2 separate regions of the Homo sapiens genome follow, and region 1 is linked to region 2. A link is a loop called in an ENCODE intact Hi-C map of the cell type or tissue named here. Cell type or tissue: Caco-2. All regions are shown on one strand. Each heading gives the region's core, and the rest is flanking DNA. Links, peaks and the distances in the headings are about the cores only. Region 1 holds the start of LOC105369561 (a long non-coding RNA gene). Region 2 overlaps KIRREL3 (kirre like nephrin family adhesion molecule 3).

Region 1 (10,285 bases), core at 1,331-9,330, 70 kb after region 2:
TTCTTTAACTTCAGTCCAGCCTCTTGCTATCTCCTTTGCTTGGTTTTCTGGTAAGATAAGGGGTTCCCCCTGGCCTTTTCCACTCTGCAGTGCTCTGGGGTTAGATCCCAAATTCTCCTTGGAGTCTCCTTGGGCATAAGCTTCCTCTCAGCATTACGAGGTTACCTTCCTCAAAGTGTCTTTTCTCCATGTTTTCTCAGATGGCCACCAACCCAGAGATGGTGTCCTGGTTCAGAGCCAGGCTGCCCAAGTCAACTCCAGAGAGCAGGAATTCAAAGGAAACAGTCACTCTCTCACTGTCTCTCTGCAGCTGACTACACTTTCCCGAGACAAGCAGGTATATTGGATTGGCTGTTGTTATGAGCTGTTTAGTCCTAACTTGCTTAGTAGAAAACGTCATCTAGTCCAGTTGACCAGAGAGCGCTAGGGTTTTGATCACAAGTCCAGCTAACAATGAAGCATTGCTTTGCTTTCCTTTCTTTGTGTGCTTACTATATTTTCTCAGGGGTCCTCATGAGAAGGGGTGGCTATTTCAAGGACAGAATCTGGCCATTCCTGCATCCTCGGGCTCAATACAATAATTCATCAAATGATGTATACATTTGTATTATAAACTGCGGAATCATTATGAAATCACTGTATTGTTAATAATAGTTTCCTATTAATTACTCTATCGCTCTAGCCATTACTTATAAACCTCCTTCCTAAATCTCTGGCTCAGATTGCCATTCCTGTAGGAATCCTTAGTCTCCAAATGGAGCAGATTGTAAAGACCCCAGGCAGGGCAGCAAGGAGGTGAGATTAATGAGACACCCCTCCCCCATTCCTGGCACTCGCTGGAAACCAGCAGAGAAGCCAGTGAGGTCCCACCCTTCCTGCAGTGATTTCCTTCACCCTCTGGCAGTGACTTCTCTCTCTCTTTGCTGCTGGGGGCACAGTCCTCAGCTGCTTCCTCAAAGAGCTGCCTGCATCAAAGTAGCTACTATTTCCAGCGTCTTTCTTTTACAATCCTTTTTGTTCCTTGCTTTTGATCCAGCATATGCTGGGGGGCCAAGCTTTTGTCTTTCAGCTTGTGAATAAATGGAAGCACTTACGGAGGCAGCAGCCACCACATGTGATTAGTTTCTTGTTGTTCTCTAACTGGGAGCCAGATGGATCAAGTAGCTCAGGACCTAAAACTGACCTACTTAGAGCCATCAGGTCTGATGAGGTGAGCATAGCTTGGGAGTCCAAAGACCTGAATGCCAGTCCTAGTCCTTCCAGCAACGAGGTGTGCAAATTTTGGCAAAGCTTTCTTCCTGTGTGCATTCACTCACCAGACATGGCGCTAGGCATTGGGTCTGTAAAGATAAATAAAATCACATCTGTGACCTCAAGAAGACTGCAGAAAGAGAAATGTGAAAGGTAGACATGAGAATACGTACAAGCTGTGGTAGAAGCATAGCCAAGAGAAAGCTTTGTCCAGGAAATGGTATTCGGGCTGAGTCTTGAAGGACTAAGTAAGCTCTGACCCAATGCAAACAGTGGACACAGCGGGATGGACCCTGGGATAGGGTCATTTGAGACCTAGGCAGTGGCCCAGAGGTATGGAAGAACATGATTTACTCAGAGAACGGCAGATTATCTAGTACTGCTGGGGCATGGACTAACAGGAGAAATGGAAGGTGGGTCTGGAGAGTTGGGCAGGGCCAGATCATAGGGAGCTTTGTAAACTATGCTGAGAAGTTAGGAAATGGAGACATGCAGACAGATTCATTTGTAAGCTAAGCATTCTCGCAGGAGGCAGCAAAGAGAGTGGCTTGAAGGGGAACCTGATTGTCAGAGACACCAGTTAGAAAAGTATTGCATGTTGGCTGGGCGCGGTGGCTCACGCCTGTAATCCCAGCACTTTGGGAGGCCGAGACGGGTGGATCACGAGGTCAGGAGATGGAGACCATCCTGCCTAACACAGTGAAACCCCATCTCTACTAAAAATATAAAAAAATTAGCCAGGCGTGGTGGCAGGTGCCTGTAGTCCCAGCTACTCGGGAGGCTGAGGCAGGAGAATGGCGTGAACCTGGGAGGCGGAGGTTGCAGTGAGCCGAGATGGCACCACTGCACTCCAGCCTGGGTGACAGAGCAAGACTCAATCTCAAAAACAAAAAAAAAGAAAAAGAAAAGTATTGCATGTTGTAAGCCAGGTTTTCTTTACCTGGGGACTACCGCCATTTTGGTTCTTGGTTGCAGGGGCCGCCTGGTGCATTGTATCGTGTTCAGCTCCATCCCTGGCCTCTACCCACTTGATGCTAGTAGCAACCACTTCGTTGTGACCATCAGAAATTGTCCCTGGACGTTGCCAAATGTCCCCTAGGTGGGGAAGACAAAAATCACCCATGGTGGAGAACCACCAGTCTAAGCAAACTTATGTAGTATGGAATAAGCTCAGAGCTGCGAGAATGGGCACAGGTTGAAGATACCTGTAGGAGTCAGGTTGAGAGGAAGGCATGATTGACCAGACGTATAGGGTGAGGAGAGGGTGGAGGCCAGGATTGTTCCCTGATTTCTGGTGGACAATTAGGGGATGTTGATGGTGCAGAGATGATGAGAAGAGGGAGGAGAAGGTGAGTAACTCATTTGGACGTGTCACACTCAAGGGGCCTGTGGGCCCCCATGTGGATGGGGCTAGTCGGCAGTGGGTTCTGCGGGGCTGAGAGCCAGGGCCAAGGGCTAAGTGGAGACGTGATGTAAATGTCTCTGGGAGTGATGAATCTACTTTGAGGAGGGGAATTCTGAATGAGAAGACGGCTGGGGATAGAACCTAGGGACATCAACATTTAAGTGGCTGGGGACAGGAATGAGAGTCAGGACGGGGACTGAGAGGGAATGGAAACTCCGGAGGAGGGTGTCCCAGAAATAAGACAACAAAAGAGTTTCCTGAAGAAGGAAGCCGTCACAGAGCCAAATGTCACAGAAATGTCAAGGAAGGGAAGGGCAGAAAACTGTCTGCCAGATACCTCAAAGGACTGGTTTAGGAGCAGAGGAGCCTATGAACTAGAAGGATTTGGAAACAGTTAAAAGCAGCAAACATGGTGTGCTCTTAGTGATTATGATCAGGGGCTCCCTCCATTGTGCTTCTGGACACAGAAACCTCCCAAGCTCATAAAATAGCAGGGGACCCTGAGCTGTGAGCTTTTCACCTGTCCAGTGGAGTGCCCGGGGCCCCATGAGTATCTACGGAGGGTCCCCAGGTTCACACCCACCTGTGAGCTCCTGGCCAGCACTGCTTCCGTGCTCCAGCAGCAAAATGCCAGGGAGCTGCTCCTTTCTTGCCTTCCAGCCTCATTGTTTACAGGGACAGTACCCTGGCATATTGCAGGTAATCACTCCCTGAGGCTGCAAAGGAGAAGCACCTATTGACCCTTTGACTCCCCCTGTGACTCTGGAGGACTCTGGGCAATCTAGAAGAATGGCGCCAATTTCAATTTCCTGTCTCTCCTGCAATATGTCCCTAAAATGAGCCTTGTGACACCTTTTGTTCCTCACCAGGCTCCACTTCCTGTTTCTTCTTCTATATCTTTCCACATTTTATCCATGCACTACCTCTTTTCCCTAAAAGAATTAGATTTGTTGTTAAGCCAGCGTGCTTGTTTCTTAGAAGTCTGCTTCCCAAGAAAGGCTGAGCCACAGTCTACTGGGTCTGTCCTTCTTCATGACCTCTTAGACTCACTCTTCATCTTTTTGCTCCAACCACACATTCCACAGGACTCAGTCTGGACTAAGGAGGCAGCCATTCTGCTAGAGATGAGGGAAGATGGCCCAGTTGTGTTTTCTGGCCTAGAGGGTACTGCCCCTCCCCAGGGCCCACTCCAAGCCTGCAACAGGCATGCCTGCCCCAAAAGCCTCCTCCTCAAGGTCTCCTCAGCAACAGGACAGCCCACTGCCCAGCCATTGCCCTCCTCCCTCTGCCCCGAAAGCTTTGGAGCTAGCGTCTGCTTCCTGATTACACATGGCACCTTGAGAATGGGGCAGCGTCTGTGGGGTGCAGGGAATTCAGGGAGGCAAGCTCAGGCCTTCCTCACTTGAATTAATGCAGGAGAGAAGAGAGGCCATGGAGCCAACACAGAAGGGACCTGGGGGCCCTCCCAGGGGACGAAGTTACTTACTGAACTGAATCCTCCCGCTTAAAGCTTAACAGGCTTCACTCCACTGACAAGTACTCAGGGCTTCTCCTGCCTCCTTTCCCCTCCCTATACAAAGAGTCAAGGTGGTCCAGGTTCCTGTGGGCCCTACACTGGCCCCACTTCAGCCTGGAAGCTAATTCCTGTGTGCAGCAGGTGGCAAGCACTCTAACCAACATCATCTCACTCAGGTGATCAGACACCCTGAGCTCCGCAGGGGCCAGGCAGGGTGCTTGGCCCTGGGAATAAAGCAGTGAGTAAGACGCACCCCTTCCTGCTCTGGAAGCCTACACTCCTGTGGGAAAGCACACCCATGGTCAACATGCTTTAACACGGTGGGAGGTGGGACACACACTCTCATGCACAGTAGAGGCATGTGCAGCATGCCACGGGAGAACACTGAGCCCCAGGACACCCCACCAGGTAGGTGATATTTCTCCCTGGTCTGCAGATGGGAAAGCTGAGGCTTGGGGGCTTCAAGTGACTCACCCAAGACTACAGAGCTATTTAGAGGTCCTCTGACCCTGCCCCTCCTGGTGTCCCAATTATTTCATGGGGCCAGCCACCACAGCTGTGACAGCCACACCTTGTCCATCTGTGACCTTGCAGCCTCTTTACCCTGCTGCACCCAGCCCCTCTGTGACTCTGATATACCAGTCACATAATGGATTGCCTTTGTCCCAGTGTCATGCCAGGTGCATCAGGAGGCTCTGGCTTCTCTCAGAGCTGCTGGGTGTGGGGCTGCGGGAGAAATGCTCACCCCCGAGACAGCCCTACTTCAAGCCAATTCCTTCCCTCCGGGTCTCCTCATCATTGGACTCTGGGGACCCAGGGCTTCTGATCCGCATCCCACTGCCTGCAGATGTCTCTCCCAGGTCTGCAAGGGATTCTCACTGAGGCACAGTTGTGTCCACGTGCTCATTCCCCCACTGAAAGTCCTTCGTTTAGTTCTTTTGTCCTCACAGAGACAGCGTTTCCGTAGCAATTGTGAAAATGGATGGAGCTAAGTCAAATCTGATTTTCTTTGGGAAGAAAATCGAATTCTCCACTTTGTGAGGCAGGCAGAGAGATTAGAAGAAGGAGGACCACAAAAATGCAGCTCACCCAGGGTGGGAGGGCCAGACCCCCCCGAGGGAGCTGGGAGGAGAGCCATGTAGCAGGGAAATGCCTGCTGGGCAGGGTGCAGGGTACAGCTGCTGCAGACAGCTGAGCGCCTCCCACCTTCAGGCCTCCAGACTTACCATGGACACCAAGTCCTCCAAGTTGAGATTCAGCCTAAGCCAGGGGACCACTGTGAATTGTTTATGCATTTAAGTTTAAATCTGTAAGCTCTGTAGCCTTCCTTCTCAGGTTGAGGCCACCAAAAAGACATTTCTGGTGGGGAACACTTTCCGAGGGGTCTGGGAGGTGAGGAAGGAGAGGTAGCTGAGCTTCTGAGAAGCAGCCTGTGATGGCGAAGCCAGCCTGCTCTGTGCAGGGAGAGTGGCCAGCCGGCCTCCAAGGGGAATAGCCACAGAAGCTGCCTCTTCTGGAGCCACACCCAAGTGCACAGGAGCCCTTGCTGTTTCTCAGTCATTTCATGAACATGGATGGAGTGGTTTTTATGGACCAGGCTCCATGCTAGGCACTGGGAATTCAAAGCTAAGTCTCTGCCTTTCAGAAGCACTCCATCTGCCAGGGAAGATGATGTATCTAGATGAGTGAAGGTAGGCTACGCGGAAATCTGTGCTGGAGGCGTGTCCCAGAGGGTAAGGCGGCTCAGAGAAAGAAGCAGCTGACCTCCCTGTGTGAGTGAGTGAGAGGTAGAACCGTTCAAGAGCCAGGACATCACAGCCAGGTCTTAGAGGATGAATAGGAGTTTTGCAGGAAGAAAGTGGAAAAACAATAGCACAAGGAATGGCAAAAGCAAAGATGCAGGGCACAAGAACGCATGGCATGCTCAACACATTGGCATGTGTAGGCCAATACAGAGTTTTGCTAGGAGAAGGGAAATGATAGGAGTGGGAAAAAACAGCTGGAAAGGTAGACTGGATCCTCTCATAAAGAGGCATCTTGTGGCTGGGCGCAGTGGCTCACATGGCTCACACCTGTTATCCTAGCACTTTGGGAGGCCGAGGTGGGCAGATCACTTGAGGTCAGGAGTTTGAAACCAGCCTGGCCAACATGGCGAAACCCCAACTCTACTAAAAATACAAAATTTAGCCAGGCGTGGCGGTGCATGCCTGTAATCTCAGCTACTCAGGAAGCTGAGGCAGGAGAATCGCTTGAACCCAGGAGGAGGAGGTTGCAGTGAGCCAAGGTCATGCCACCGCCCTCCAGCCTGGGCAACAGAGGGAGACTCCATCTAAAAAGAAAAAAAGGAGGCATCTTGTGTAGTTCAGACTTTTTCATAAAGCCAACAGGATAGCCCCAGAGAAGTCCAGGGAAATTTCTGAGGAAAAATTCTAGAAAATATGTCAGAGATCTTTCATTAATTTGTAAGGGATTTGAGACTTAATAGTTCCCCTAGAATCACTGAATGTCAGAGCTTTAAGAAACAAGAAAGTCCATATTTGTGGTTGTCAAGCTGGGTTCAGTGGAGCCTTAGGGTTCCACAGAAGGGCCTTAGAGACCCACTTCGGGACACAGGGGGTTAGAATGGAGGGAGGGCACTCAGAAGGGCGTTCTCCAGGGCCCTGTCCACTGCAGTCCACATGTTTCCATGCTTATCTTTATAGATTTGCTTTGATTCATTCAAGAAGTATTTATGGGGCATCTCCTCTATTTGGGTTATTATAATTTGATTGGAAAACTTACATCACCAGAGAAACTGGGGGTGAAAGTTACTGACACAGACCAACTGCCTGATTTACAGATAAGGAAACTGAGACTCAGCGAGGGGAAGCAACTTGACAAAGTCCCTCAGTGAGTTGGTGGCCAATCCTGATGCCTCCCCCCATGCTCTCTGTAGTCCCTGGCCCTGCCTTTGTGCAGACTGGACCCAGGCCACAGAGCTCCACCAGCCCCGCACATCCACCCCAGCAGCAGCCTTGCAGCGAGGGCAGAGCGGGCTCAGGGTCCAGCCTGCAGCAGTGCACCCTGACAGGCCTCCTCCAGACAAGGACGGCCTCTACCACCATCATCCAAGGAAGGCAGGAAAGCCACTGAGCACACAAACACACTCAGAAGAAAACGGGGACAGCCAGCTTGGGGATGAGCGGGGGCAAACCCATGGGCATGATAATGTTTTTGTTTATGGACAGGCAACAATGAGATGTATGGAGATGTCAAGAAAGAAATGCCCATGCGGGTGTTAGCACCATTTCCAAACCATGACTGCTTCCTTTGTGCCCAGAGTCAGCAAGTCAGGCAACTAATGCACAGGGCACTGAAATGAACCCTTTTTTTTGCTTTGATCGCTCCTGATAGCGCACTCTGCCAGAGATATCATATCTTTGATCTCTTGGCACTGATGCTAAGTCTCTGGAGCTCACTAGCATCTCCTTGAGATTAATTCTTCATGGCATACGAGGCACCACGCTGTCCTCTCCCATACATCACACTGGGTCACGTGACTTTCTGGCCTGCTGCCTCAGTGGTTACCCACAGGCTTAAGAAATAACCCCTAATGTCCTGCCTTCTCCTGGCCACCTCTCACCTAATACCCACATTGGTTAAAACCCCATTAAGCAGGCACCAGAAGACAGGCTTTTGATTCCTGACTCGGCCACTTTCCACTGAAACCCCTCACCTCTCTGAACCTCTGTCTCTTCATCTGAAGAACAGAAATAAGAATATCTACTCCTGCACCTAGCACACTACCTGACACAAAGTCAAGGTACAATAAATACTCATTAAGTGAATGACTAACTGACAAGTTGATCTATGATAAAGAGGAATGCAGGAAAGTTGTTTTTATGGTTATTCAAAATCTATTAGTAAGAACCCTTGGCCCATAGGCAGGTCTAATAATCCTGACTCTTATCTAATACTAAGAACCCTTGGCCCATAAGCAGGTCTCAGTCTTGCTTCCCAATCTCAGCATTCAAAAGATGCCTCATTGGAATTCAAACGGGGAGAGGGAAGTTTCAAGAAGGAAGGCAGCTAAAACTATACCTGAATTCAATCTCGACATGACATATCTACAGAGCAGCTGAAGAAACTTCTTCATCCCTTGGGGACAGAAACGTGTTGCTTCAGCTGGAAATTCATGGAGCCCACCCATCTCAAGGGCAGTCCCTCCCAGATCCTGCCTGGATGTTTGGAGAGGGCTGATAGGGAGTGACATGGCTCCGAACCTCCAGGGTGTCCATCTGCTGGCTCACTCACTCTGCATCTTGTCCATAAGAGATACAAGCTATGACAATAAGTCTGCATGTGCATGTGTGTGGGTGTGCATGGATCTGCGTGTGTACTAGTTGGGGCCTGTCTTAGGATCAGGTTAGCATATTACAGCACAGGTGTTTGAAAGAAAATGAACCAACCTGCAGGAGACAGGAATCAGAAATCTTACACAGAAAGTGATCTTCTCCTTGCCGTGGCAGAAGCAACCTGCCTCTGAAGGTTGAAATGGGGGTGATGTTCTTCCCCACATTGTCTCTTAAGTCAAGTGGGAACAGTTGGGGTAGGTGGTGATCTGCATCTCTATCTCCAGAAGGAGACTTGGTTTTGACAAAGAGCCAAGCAAGACAAAAAGGCTCAAATGGAACAGCCTCAGCATTTCTCTTTTCATGTGTGGCCTTGGAGCTGCCTACACTTCTTTTAATCATCATGGAGCTTATGAAAGCAATCAGATCATTGGTCTAGTTTTCTGCAATTATGATCTTGAATAGAAGAAAATTCCTAAAAACCCTAGGCAGAGAGAAAACAATGATGGTTTTTACCTTCATTTAAAGTATTTTGAGTATTTTGTTGCTCGTTGGACTTTTTCCAAAGTTCTGAGTCACAAAGAGCATCTGTGCAAGTCTTTTCCTTCCATCTTTCCTTCTTCCCTTCTCTTTTCATATTGTATCATTTATGTAACTCAATGAAAATTAATTCTGCATCTATTATTATGTCATCATGGTCTAGGTACTAGGAATATAAAAGAATGACACAGTCACTGCTTTCAAAAATCTTACAGTATAGAAAAGTAGAAAATGTTCTGTTTGCTGAAGTTGAGATCCACTAAGGCCTTTATTTTAAAAGCATAGAGGAGAAGGGTTTAGGAAATGCTTTCTTGCCTACTAAGGGAGGTGTGAGGTAAATGTTGGCACCAGCTGCTTAATGATGCCACAGAGCATGTGTGTCTGGAGGCTGAGGAGAGTTGATTTTTTTAAATTGTTACCTCTTTATGGTAGAGTGAAATGAAACAGAGCCTGTCCCCTCCCTTCTTTGCCTATTTCTAGCCTCCTCTCCACAGCTCCCACTAATGCTGTGTTCTCTGGCTCAGCACTGTTCCCTTTGCCTTTCATTCTACTCCACAAACATAGCTTAGCCCCTACTAAAAGTGTGTCTGTCTCTGCTAGGAGGGCTGTGGAGGTTTCAGTGGGGGAAATCCAGCTCTGTATGCTAAGTACCTGCAATGTGTCAGGGCTGCAGGCTCTGAGATAGATGCCTGGGACGGAGACGAACAAACCACAGTCCCTACCCACTTAATCTCAGTCAAGTGGAGAGTCCAACATGTGTCAAATACCGCAATACCTACCGTACACTATGTGCAGCCACAGAAGACTGTAAGAGGAATAGATGAAGAAAGGCCAATTCCACCGTGGGAGACAAAGGATAGTTTCATGATAGAGGTGACGCTTGAAGCTTACCATCTAGTAAGAGAAATGAGATTTCGTGCGGAAATCACCATGATGCAAAGGAGTGCTTCCTGAAAAGTGATATTTGAGCTAGGCCTTGCCAATGAATAGAATTTTCAACATTCATTCATTCATCCAACAGATATGTACTGAGTAGTTGTTTTCCCAGATAACGGGGAATGCAGTAATTCAGAAGACAGACAAAAATCCTTGTCCACACGGAGCTTACATTCTAGTGGGGAAGACATAAAGTACATGACATGCATGAGTTAGAGCACAGCTCAGCACATTTTTCCTGGAAAAGGCTAATCACTAGTCAGTAAACATTCCAGTCTTTACAGATCTTGTGGTCTTTTTTGCAAC
Region 2 (10,285 bases), core at 971-8,970:
CTGAATGTCTACTGTCCTGGCCATTCTTCCTCACAGCCACAAATGACTGTTTGGCAGCATCATTTGCCTATGGAATAGCAATTAATCAGGTTTCAACCAACTGATTTGGGGGTGTTTGGAGACAGTGAGGTGAAATCTTACTTTTGCTTTTCTTAGATTTTAGGATACTGATTCAATTTTTTTTTAAGAGACAGCGTCTCACTCTGTAGCCCGGTTGGAGTACCATGGTGCAGTTAGAGTTCACCGCAGCCTTGAACTCCTGGGATCACGCGATCCTCCTGCCTCATCCTCCAAGTAGTTAGGACTACAGATGCACCACTACTCCCAGCATGACTTTGTATTTCAAACAAATATTAACTAAGAATTTATTACAGGCCAGGAGCTATGCTGTCCACTGGTGTGTCTGCCACTTATTCCTTTCCCACTTTCTAGGGTAGGTGTAACAGTTCCATCTCACAGACGAAGAAATGGGCCAGGAGAGAAAGTGCCTGGCCAAGGTCCCACAGCTGGTGAGTGGCAGAGCAAGGATTTGAACCCAGGGCCTCTCGTGCAAACCATGCGCTCTTTGCACTGCATCCTGGTGCTAATATGGCTCATATTGGGGTAGAATTGTTTTCTCATCTGACTTCCACATATGAGAGATTTGGGGATGGTTACCCCACACAGAAATACTCTGAGTTATGGAATTTGTCTTGAGATTTGTATTCAGGGGCTACCTCATCCCCATCGGTGACTGTACCTATGGCAACATTACTCCAGCAGCTCACATGGTGTTTGACTTAAAGTGGAAACTCAAAACATTTGAGTAAATGAATTGATGAAAAATGATGTATCAGGCTGATGTCCCCAAAGACCCAAAAATTGTCAATTAACTGTAATCCTTAGGATAGAAAAGAGAGCTAGTGTATTTAAGAAATATTTTTCATAAAAATTGAAATGTAAAAGGGGTGGAGTTTCTCATTAATTCCCAATTATGCAGAATATATTTAGGTAACCATAAATCTACATCTTTTTCAAGCACTCAAGTTAATCAAGGTTTTTCTAAAAATCAGAAAGCCCAATGGGATTGGATTTTTGCAAATGTCAGGTATGTGGGCACGCATGCACCACAAATATCAGCTGCTAAAGCAGTGTTCCCCGTGTCCTCACTCCTAAATGTCCCTGTCCCTCACCAACCTCCAACAGCAAGCAGACATCCTATTAACCAGAGCTTCCCACAGCTGTGGCTCAGAATGCAGCCACTCTGCTCCACCATCCCATTATCCCCCATCACAGCTAAATCCGCTGAAAAGTGATACCTGGGCTTCTAGTTTGCTCACTCATTGTCCAGGGGTTGAATGGTTCTGTGCAGCCAGAAAGCCTGGAGTTCACACCTGGCTGTAGGGGTGGCCTGTTTGTGTGCCAGGAATAGAGTGTTGCATTTCCCTCACTAATGCAGCTGAAAGGGTGCCTGGAGCTCATTATTCCTGAGGTAATCCTGAAGGTTGCACTATCAAATGCTGTTTGCAGGCAGAAAAGGGAGGAGAGAAGGATATTTGAGAATCCTAGCACTTTTTTATGGTACATACAAGAGGTATAAGGTTGCTGATATTTCACTGCAGTTGAATCTTAATTAAGGGAGAAATCCTTCCCTGGAGACCTCCCTACCTGCCTTCTGTACCACTTATGCTAATGCCCTAATGAGACCGTTTCTGTAGCCTCCAGTCTTCAAGCTCCTCTGACCCGGGTGATCACAATGCAAGCTCCAGCTTTATTGTGAGAACCTATCTTTCCCCAGACTAGAAGGCAGAGCAGGAGCTCAAGCAAGTGGCTGAGTGCTCAGATGAGGACACAGGGCTGCTCCAAGGCCCTGGGATACCAAGTCCAAGGCTCTTTGTCTCACGGAGTCAGATTCTAAATGGCCCAAGTTAATTAGTCTTCAGCTGGTCTAGATTACTTCCCTGAGATCACCAGTACATTCTTGGTGATGCCAGACCTGAGTCATAACTGATGTGTCCTAGATGCAGCGGGGCCCAGCCCCTGGAGATCTGGTTAGAGGTGGCCTGCAACAGTGTCAGGAATGGTCCTCAACTTTGGTTCACAAAATAATGCCAATGCTCAGAGCCCCACCCACAGAGATCCTGATTGATTGAACTAGGGAGTGTCATTTAACTCCTGAGATGATTCTACAGCAGCTGGAGTTGAGACCACTTACTGATGCCTTCCCTGAGTCCCAGCATCTCACCATCCCAGCCAGGCTCCTGCGCTTTTAGGTGTATTTGCTCAGTTACTTCCCCAATCCCTGGAAAGCAGACTTAGCTCCTTTTAGTGTCTCCATAAGAAATCACTCAGGGCAAGCCTTCCATTATTCTACTGGAAGTTAATAAAAACTGGGGGCAGAGGGGTTTCCAGGGAGGAAGAAAAGGTTCTGCCATCTCTCTGGTTCTCCCGGCTCCTCCTGCTCCACCCCATTCCTTCCTCCTGGCTCCCTGCTCTAAGGAGTGAAACCAGATTCTTCCCTAGTTTTCTGCAGAATGATGAGTTCCACACGGGCTCAAGTTCCTAGGAGTCTCACCTTCTTTCCCCAAGCTCTTATCATCTTATTTTTCCAACAAAATTCATAACTCAGGAGAAATTTGGGGGATAGCTGACACACATGCACACACACAGATACACACATGCACACAGAGATGCATGCACACAGATACACACATGCACACAGAGACGCACACACAGATAGATGCACACACAGATACACGCATGCACACACAGATACACAGATACACACAGAGATACACACATGCACACACACAGATACACATAGGTACACACATGCACACACGTACAGATACACACATGCACACACAGGTACATGCACACGCACACAGATACACACATCCACACACAGATACACAGATACACACACAGATACACACATGCACACACACAGATACCCATAGGTACACACATACACACACATACAGATACGCACATGCACACACAGGTACATGCACACGCACACACAGATACACACATCCACGCACAGATACATGCATGCACACACACGAATACGTGCACACGCACACAGATACACAGAGATGCACACATGCACACGCACAGATACACACAGGCACACACAGATGATACACACACTCACACTTGGTAGTTCATAAGTCCTTTCGTGTGTGTCCCTGCATGTGCTCCTCTGTGGCGGGCCCACTGTACTCTTCGTTTTGCAGATGCAGAAACTGAGACACAGCATGATTAAAATCACAGAGCCACTACAAAACTGAACCCAGCTTTAGACCCCAAACCCATGTTCTTTCTTTTTATAGCATTTTGCCTCCTCAGTCAAAAAATGTTTCCCAGGCTAATGCTGCTCCGTATGGTTTCTCTAAGGATATCCCCTATGCTAACCCCAAATAAGTGGCCACCCATCCATTAGAACCTTAGAAATCAAAAGGACCTGGAAGAACCTGGAAGGGCAGGCCACAGTGGGAAATTTAGAGGCTCTACATGTTAAAAATATTATGGGTTCCCCCACACTCCCCACTGAGCTCCAGGCTAAATGTACTTACAAATAATACTAATCCATAAAGCCAGCACAAGGAAACCCTCCAATGTTTTGCTTTTCCTAATGATAATTATTTCAGTGAAACATCAAATGGAAAATTATTTCCAAAATGTGTTTACCTAATTCTTTGGTTACCTCTGCTTTTCTGGGGTCCAGAGAATTCATTTCTGCCATCCACTGGATACTCAATGCCCTGGACAAGAATCACAGGAGGCACCCTGAACATCAGCCAGCAGGTTAGGAACCCCAGCAAGCAATAAGGGAGGGTCCTGGCAAGGGAGAAATCTGGGAAAGAAAAGGAAGAATCAGTGTGTTCTGAGAGAGGAAGGAGCTGTGCACCCGGGATCTCAGAGAGGGAAGGCCACCTGGTGGCCTCTCCAGGCCACCCTTGGGGGCTCATGAATCAGGGAAGCAGAAGGGGGTTGCACAGATGCTGCCTGGAGCCCCCAGGCACAGGAACATCTTTCCTCTCCACCTGGCTGTGGTGGGTGCAATGAGCCATCACTTCCACAGTCATCAGATTCTCACAGTGGGGAGCAGAAATCCACCTGGCCCCAAGATATGAGCCTTCCTCCACCTCTCCAGGAGCACACAGGAGTTAGCAAAAGCACAAACAGCCCATGTGTTACTTTGCAGTGTCCATAGGCCCTCAGGATCAGCATGTACATGCAGATGAATCATTTTGAGCAAGTCAGAATGCAATTATTTCATTTTTCTTTGCATTCTGGAGTGTTGATGTTTAGAAATAAATTGCTCCCGGTGCTTCTGATTTACAAGGACAAAATACGAATCAGAAAACAGGTTCAGTGGAGTGATTTGAATTTCCATTACAATTACAGTTCTTTTCAACCATGTGATTCTGTGCTTTCCTCATATACATCGACCCAGTGCTGATTGTGCTTGGATGCTGAGACTCCCGCTGCCAGGGCCCCATCAGAAGCCCCATCACACAGCCCCAGCTGTCACAGGCTGTGGAGTAGATTGGGACTAAGTGCCATGGTAAGCCACTAATAAAACTCTAGTGCCCCCTCAGAGCTTCTTCTGGGGATCACCATGGGAGAAGGGTGTGGACAGTTTAGCTTCCCAGGTAACAGATGAATCGGGCTTCTGCAAGCAGAAGTTGAAGGGCCCCCGACACTGACCAGCAGATTCTTCCAACCAATAACAGCCGCGCCACCAAAACTATCAGCATCCAGTGCTTCTCTGTGCCAGATATTACGCTGAGAATCAGATGCATTTGATGCTCAACACAGCTCTTTGAAACAATGTTGTTATTAGTCTATTTCATAGATGAGAAATTGAGTCTCAGAGAGGTCAATAAGTGGCAGAGGTGGGATCTAAATTCAAATTGGTCCCATATTCAGAGCCTAGGCTCATATTCCCTGCACAGTAACACAGCCCCAAATTCAGTGCCACATCCCCAAGCCTCTGATTTGCTAACTCCAGGTGGCCCCGAATGTGGGCTCTGGGGGATCTGAATGAGGCTTCTTCTTCCCTCCCGCAACAGACAGCTCCTCCAATAGTGTGCAGAGAATCTTCACAGGATCAGCCTTTCTGTCCCCAGCCCTGATATGACCTCCACCCCAGAAACATTCTCCCTGGTCCCTTCCCCACTTCCTGCTCTGTGCTAGCTCACAACCCCAATCAGGCAGATCTTTTTCTAAGTCCGAGGGCTCTGCCAACAATCAGATTTTCATGTACTCTACCTAAGGTACAGCTCTAATTGGAGCACCAACATTTTTAAAAAGCAGGGGTGGGAAAAAATCAGCCAGGCTGAGGTAGGAGGATAGCTTCAGCCTGGGAAGTTGAGGCTGCAGTGAGCCAAGATCATGCCACTGCACTCCAGCCTGGGCAACAGAGCAAGACCTTGTTGCAAAAATAAAATAAAATAAAAATAAAAATAAAAGAATAAAAATAAATAAAAAGCAGGGTTGGGGGCAATGCTTAACATAAGAGGGCACTTGTGCCAACATTTCTAGTGCCCAATCACCCAGTGGGTACCAGCTAGGCACTTCACATGAGGAAGGAGGGGAATTTCAGATGTCAGCAGCAGATACTGGAGGCTTTTCAAATCGCACCATTCAAGTAACTTGCTATATTTAAGGTGAAGGCCAGTTACCCACAACTGCGCGTCCCCTCCTTCAGCCTTCCTCCACACCCAATGCTGCGGGACAGGACGGGCAGAATGAGATCCTTCCATCCAAGACAATCCCCAGCCCTGATGCCCTGGGTCAGCCCAGTCTGGGATCAGCAAGCCAGGGAACTCACATGGATCGAGCCCCTCTCTTTTCATCTGGTCAAGTCCTTGGTTTTTTTGTTCACCATTTTAACATAGAATCAGTCTGATTTTATGTTGTGTCTTGCCTTTTTTTTTTTTAACCCCTTCTTCCCTTCATGACCTCTAGAGACTGAAAAGAATGTTCAGGATTCCAACTTTATTGCATTAGCAAAACTAAAATAAGATCCATGGACCCCATGGATAAAAACGTGTCCCATTGAAAGGTTAGTCTAAATAACAATTTAAATGAAGACATGACAGTGGAGTGGCTTATTACTGGCTGTATGAATGGCAACATAAGCAGACAAGGTACTAGCTCAACGTGAAAAATGTACTCTCATTTCTGATTCATGCTTTTCCCAATGCCTGCATGAGCCTTTACCCAGGGTGAGGACGAGCCTGGCAGTACGGAGGCTGGCCTGGCATGGGGTATCTACATGCCCCTCCAAAGAGCTGATGTACGCTCTTGGGGTGCACAGGGGGAAGAAGAACTGGTGGTTGAAGTGGCTCTGTAATTCTTTTTAATTAAAAAACTTCATTTTTTTGAGGATTTTTAGGTTTACAGAAATATTGAACAGAAAGTGCAAATAATTTCTACATATTTCTGGCCAGGCACAGTGGCTCACTCCTGTAATCCTGGCACTTGGGGAGGCCGAGGAGGGTGGATCACCTGAGGTCAGGAGTTCAAGACCAGCCTGGCCAACAGGGTTTTAGTAGAAACCCCGTCTCTACTAAAAATATATTTTAAAAAAATTAGCCAGGTGTGGTGGCACACGCCTGTAGTCCTAGCTGCTCAGGAGGCTGAGGCAGGAGAATCGCTTGAATCCGGGAAGCGGAGGTTGCAGTGAGCAGAGATCACGCCACTGCACTCCAGGCTGGGTCACAGACTGAGACTCTGTCTCAAAAAATAAAGTAAAATAAAATAAAATTTATATGTACGTCCTCTCCCTCCCAACCTCTGCCCTGAGTTTCCCCCATTATTAGCATCTTGCATTAGTGTAGTATATCTGTTACCATTGGTAAGCCAATATAGATACATTGTTATGAATTGAAGTCCCTAGTTTACATTAGAGTTCATTCTGTATGCTGTACACTCTATGGGCTTGGCCAAATGTGTGATGACATGTATCCACCATTACATGATCATACAGAATAGTTTCAGTGCCCTAACAAACACCTGTGCTCCACAATTCATCTCTCTCCTCCTCCTCCTGCCCAACCCCTGGCAAACACTGAACTTTCTTTTGTCTGCCTTTCCAGAATATTATATAGTTGACATCACACAGTATTTAGCCTTTTCAGACTGACTTCTTCTGCTTAGCAATGTGCATTTAAGTTGTCCATGTATTTTTGTGGCTTGATACCTCATTTCTTTTTATCACTGAATAAAATTTCACTGTGTGGAGGTACCACAGTTTATCCATTCACCCAGTGAGGGACATCTAGGTTGCTTTCATTTTTGGCAATTATTAATAAAGCTGTTATAGACATTCATATGGAAGTTTTTAGGTGGACGTAAGTTTTAAACTCCTTTGGATAAATACCTAGCAGCACGATTGTCAGATCCCATGGTAAGACTCTGTTTCGTTTTGTAAGAAGGTACCAAAGTGTCTTCCACGTGGCCGTACCACTTTGCATTCATTCCAGGGATGTTCCTGTTGTTTCTCACCAGCATTTGGTTGTAATTAACTTTCTGAAAACACCCAGGTTAAAATATTTTTGTAATACAAATCAATATTATTGGACATGTTCCCTATATTCTCTCATGTGATCTGTGTTACCACCCTGTGAGGGAGCTTTTATTATCCTTATTTTATAGATAAGGAGACTGAGGCTCAGAATGATTATATGAAAAACCCAAGGTTATACGAAGCGCTCAGAGCAGGGGCTGGCATCTGGTCTTCTGCCTAAAAAGCCCATGTCCTCTTGAGTCTACCCCACTGAACAAGCCTTCACAGAGAGAAAGCAGAAAATACTGTGCAGGGAACCATGGCCCAGGCTGGCATGATCTATGAGTACTAAATTATCCAGGAGATAGACAAGGTAACTGCTAAAGACACCTAAACATCTTTTGAATGAAATTTGACACTTAATATTTTATTTTAAAAATTAATCCCAGCCATCATGAGAAATATCTGAATTCTGTTGGACTTCCTTACCATTATTTTATGTCTTAGAATCACATGTATTTTTAAATAACGTAAGAAAGCATACTATAATATTTTCAGTGTTTTAGCCTTTAAATTCTTTAATCCAGCCCTGCTCTCTCCCTAGTCAAATTATCTCTCAGTCTATCACCAGCATTGGAAATTCAACCATTAGAAATGCACCCTTTCAGGCCGTTATATAACTTTTCAGATTTTCAATAGGTGCCTATTAAAATCTAGGTAGTGGGGGAGAATGAAGAGAAGCAACATGTGTATTTGGATTGCAAATTTATTCACAGTGGAGCTCAGTCATGCAGAGGAACGCGAGTTCTTCACCTCTGCCTGTTCCTTATCTGAGTGTCTCATGAGCATGAGCACGCTTCCGGTCCACTCCAGTAATCTTGGTCCAGTGCAATCATTTACGCATTTTCCTTAGTTAATTCTCAGTCATTTTGGGTGAAATAGTTTAGTCTCTCAAATTCCAACCTCTTCCTTCAACTGCTCCCTCTTAGGAAGGACCTGTGCTCTCCTTGCCTTGGTTCCTCTGTGTGAGTCACTGCCAGTGACCTGAGTTGTCCACCCAGCATCTGCCGTGGCCATGCACCTTCTGCAGGAACTCCCTGCAAGTGACATCTGGGCTGGTGCACCTGTTATCATCTGTCTCTCCTACTCTCTTTCTCCTTCACTCTCTGGCTAACTCCTTGGACCTCTAGCTGAGCATGCACATCCAAAGGAACTAAGAGCGGTTTGAAGGAACAAAAGTAACCCTTCCTAGCCTGACTGCTCACTCCACCCAGATTGCCTGCACTGTTCAGCACTACAACCTTATTGCATTAGCAAAACTAAAATAAGACCCATGGTCCCCAGTGAATACAACAAGAAAGCCCCGTGCACTGTGGCTTTCTTCCAGAGTCTAAAGGAATTTCCAGTGACTTTTACATGCCCTGGCCTGTTGTCTCACTAAAAAGGTCATTATCTTGTCCTCTGCTGTTTTGCAATAAACCTTACAAGACATTATTGGAGGTGGGTGGGGGTGGGGAGCTAAAAAGGTAAAAGTTAACACATGTGAGATAGTGAACACTTTAATTTTATTGTGTAATATTTGAAAGGTCCAAAGGAATACACACAGCAGAGATGTAAGCTTAATAAGGAAATGGCCATCTGTGAACCCCCCAATAGAAGAACCTGAGCCTGCCCACCCCACTCCTGTGTCATCCTTCTCCATCCCCACAAGTAACCACTGTTTTTCATCTTCTTATTAGTTTTTTGCTGTTGTTATTGGTAGCTTTATCACACGTGTATATCCCTAAACAGTATAGTTTAGTTCTGCTTGCTCTTGAGCTTTATAAAACTGGATTAAGACTTTATATAGCATTTTCCAATTTGCTTTTTCCACTTCGTATCATGGTCTAAGATTTATCCATGTTGTTACTTGTAACCATTGTTAATCGCATTGTGTGCATATAACATAATTTATATATCTATTCTCCTATTAATGGGTAATTGAGTTGTATCCAATCTGGGCTCTGTTATAAACAATGCTGCTGTGAGCTGCCTTGTATATGTTTTCTGACGGAGGCAATAGGATTTATACCTGAAGAATTGCTGGGCCATTAGACAGGTAAAGATTCAACTTAAGAGTCCAGTGGAGTCCAGTGGTTACGTACACGAGTTTTGGCACTAAACTGCTTGGTTTCAGCCTAGGCTCTATTGCTTGCAAGTTGTGTGACTTGGGGCAAATTACTTAACTTCTCTGCATCACCATTTTCTCAACTGAAAAATAACGGTAATAATAGGACCTATCTCATAAAGTTGTTTGAAGGGTTAAATGACTACAACGTTGCCAACACCACTCATGATTTCATCTTGTGTTTACAACAACACTGTGAGGTGGCCATGATGATGTCCATTCTACAGATTGGAAAGCACTGAGGTTAAATGACTCACAGTGGTCTGCTAGCTAATGAGTGACAGAACAGGGATCTGATTCCTGGCCCACCTATCCTCAGAGCCGGGTTTATTTACATCTCGCTGCCTCCCATCGTTAACATTCTGCTGGCTCGATTCCTTACTAGCCAGCTAAGAGCAAGTCTCCCCCAAAAGGGAGGCTGGGGTTGGGAAGGTCGGCAGAGGCACCAGGAAATGGGGAAAAGTGGCATACAGAGAAGAGGAGAACCACACCACCAATGAATTTCACCTGTTTTTCTTTGAAAGCAGCCCCGCCTTCCCTCTAAACTGTTTTCACAGCAGACAGCAAGTGTGAATCAATGCTACATCCACATTCCCATACCTCACACTCTGAGAAAC

The links. Peaks named below come from ENCODE experiments on the same cell type or tissue, not always from the same donor. Only the 100,000 strongest peaks of a DNase experiment are listed, where the experiment ranks them.
Region 1: a loop joins it to region 2, with 3 times the contacts of the local background. A loop is called at or near these places in 4 of 110 quality-filtered maps.

Annotation. Positions count from the first base shown.
Region 1 is chr11:126,722,605-126,732,889 of GRCh38, reverse strand. All of the region lies in intron 1 of KIRREL3 (kirre like nephrin family adhesion molecule 3), which reads left to right. LOC105369561 (a long non-coding RNA gene) reads right to left here and starts at 4,720. Exons shown (of 3, transcript XR_007062941.1): 1 at 4,647-4,720; 2 at 3,240-3,372; 3 at 2,274-2,346. RefSeq lists enhancers at 1-36, 780-1,315. In Caco-2, for the core only: no CTCF peak of the experiment used is centred there; no DNase peak of the experiment used is centred there.
Region 2 is chr11:126,791,836-126,802,120 of GRCh38, reverse strand. All of the region lies in intron 1 of KIRREL3 (kirre like nephrin family adhesion molecule 3), which reads left to right. Among named protein-coding and RNA genes, the nearest start is that of KIRREL3-AS2, 140 kb to the left of the region's middle. In Caco-2, for the core only: no CTCF peak of the experiment used is centred there; no DNase peak of the experiment used is centred there.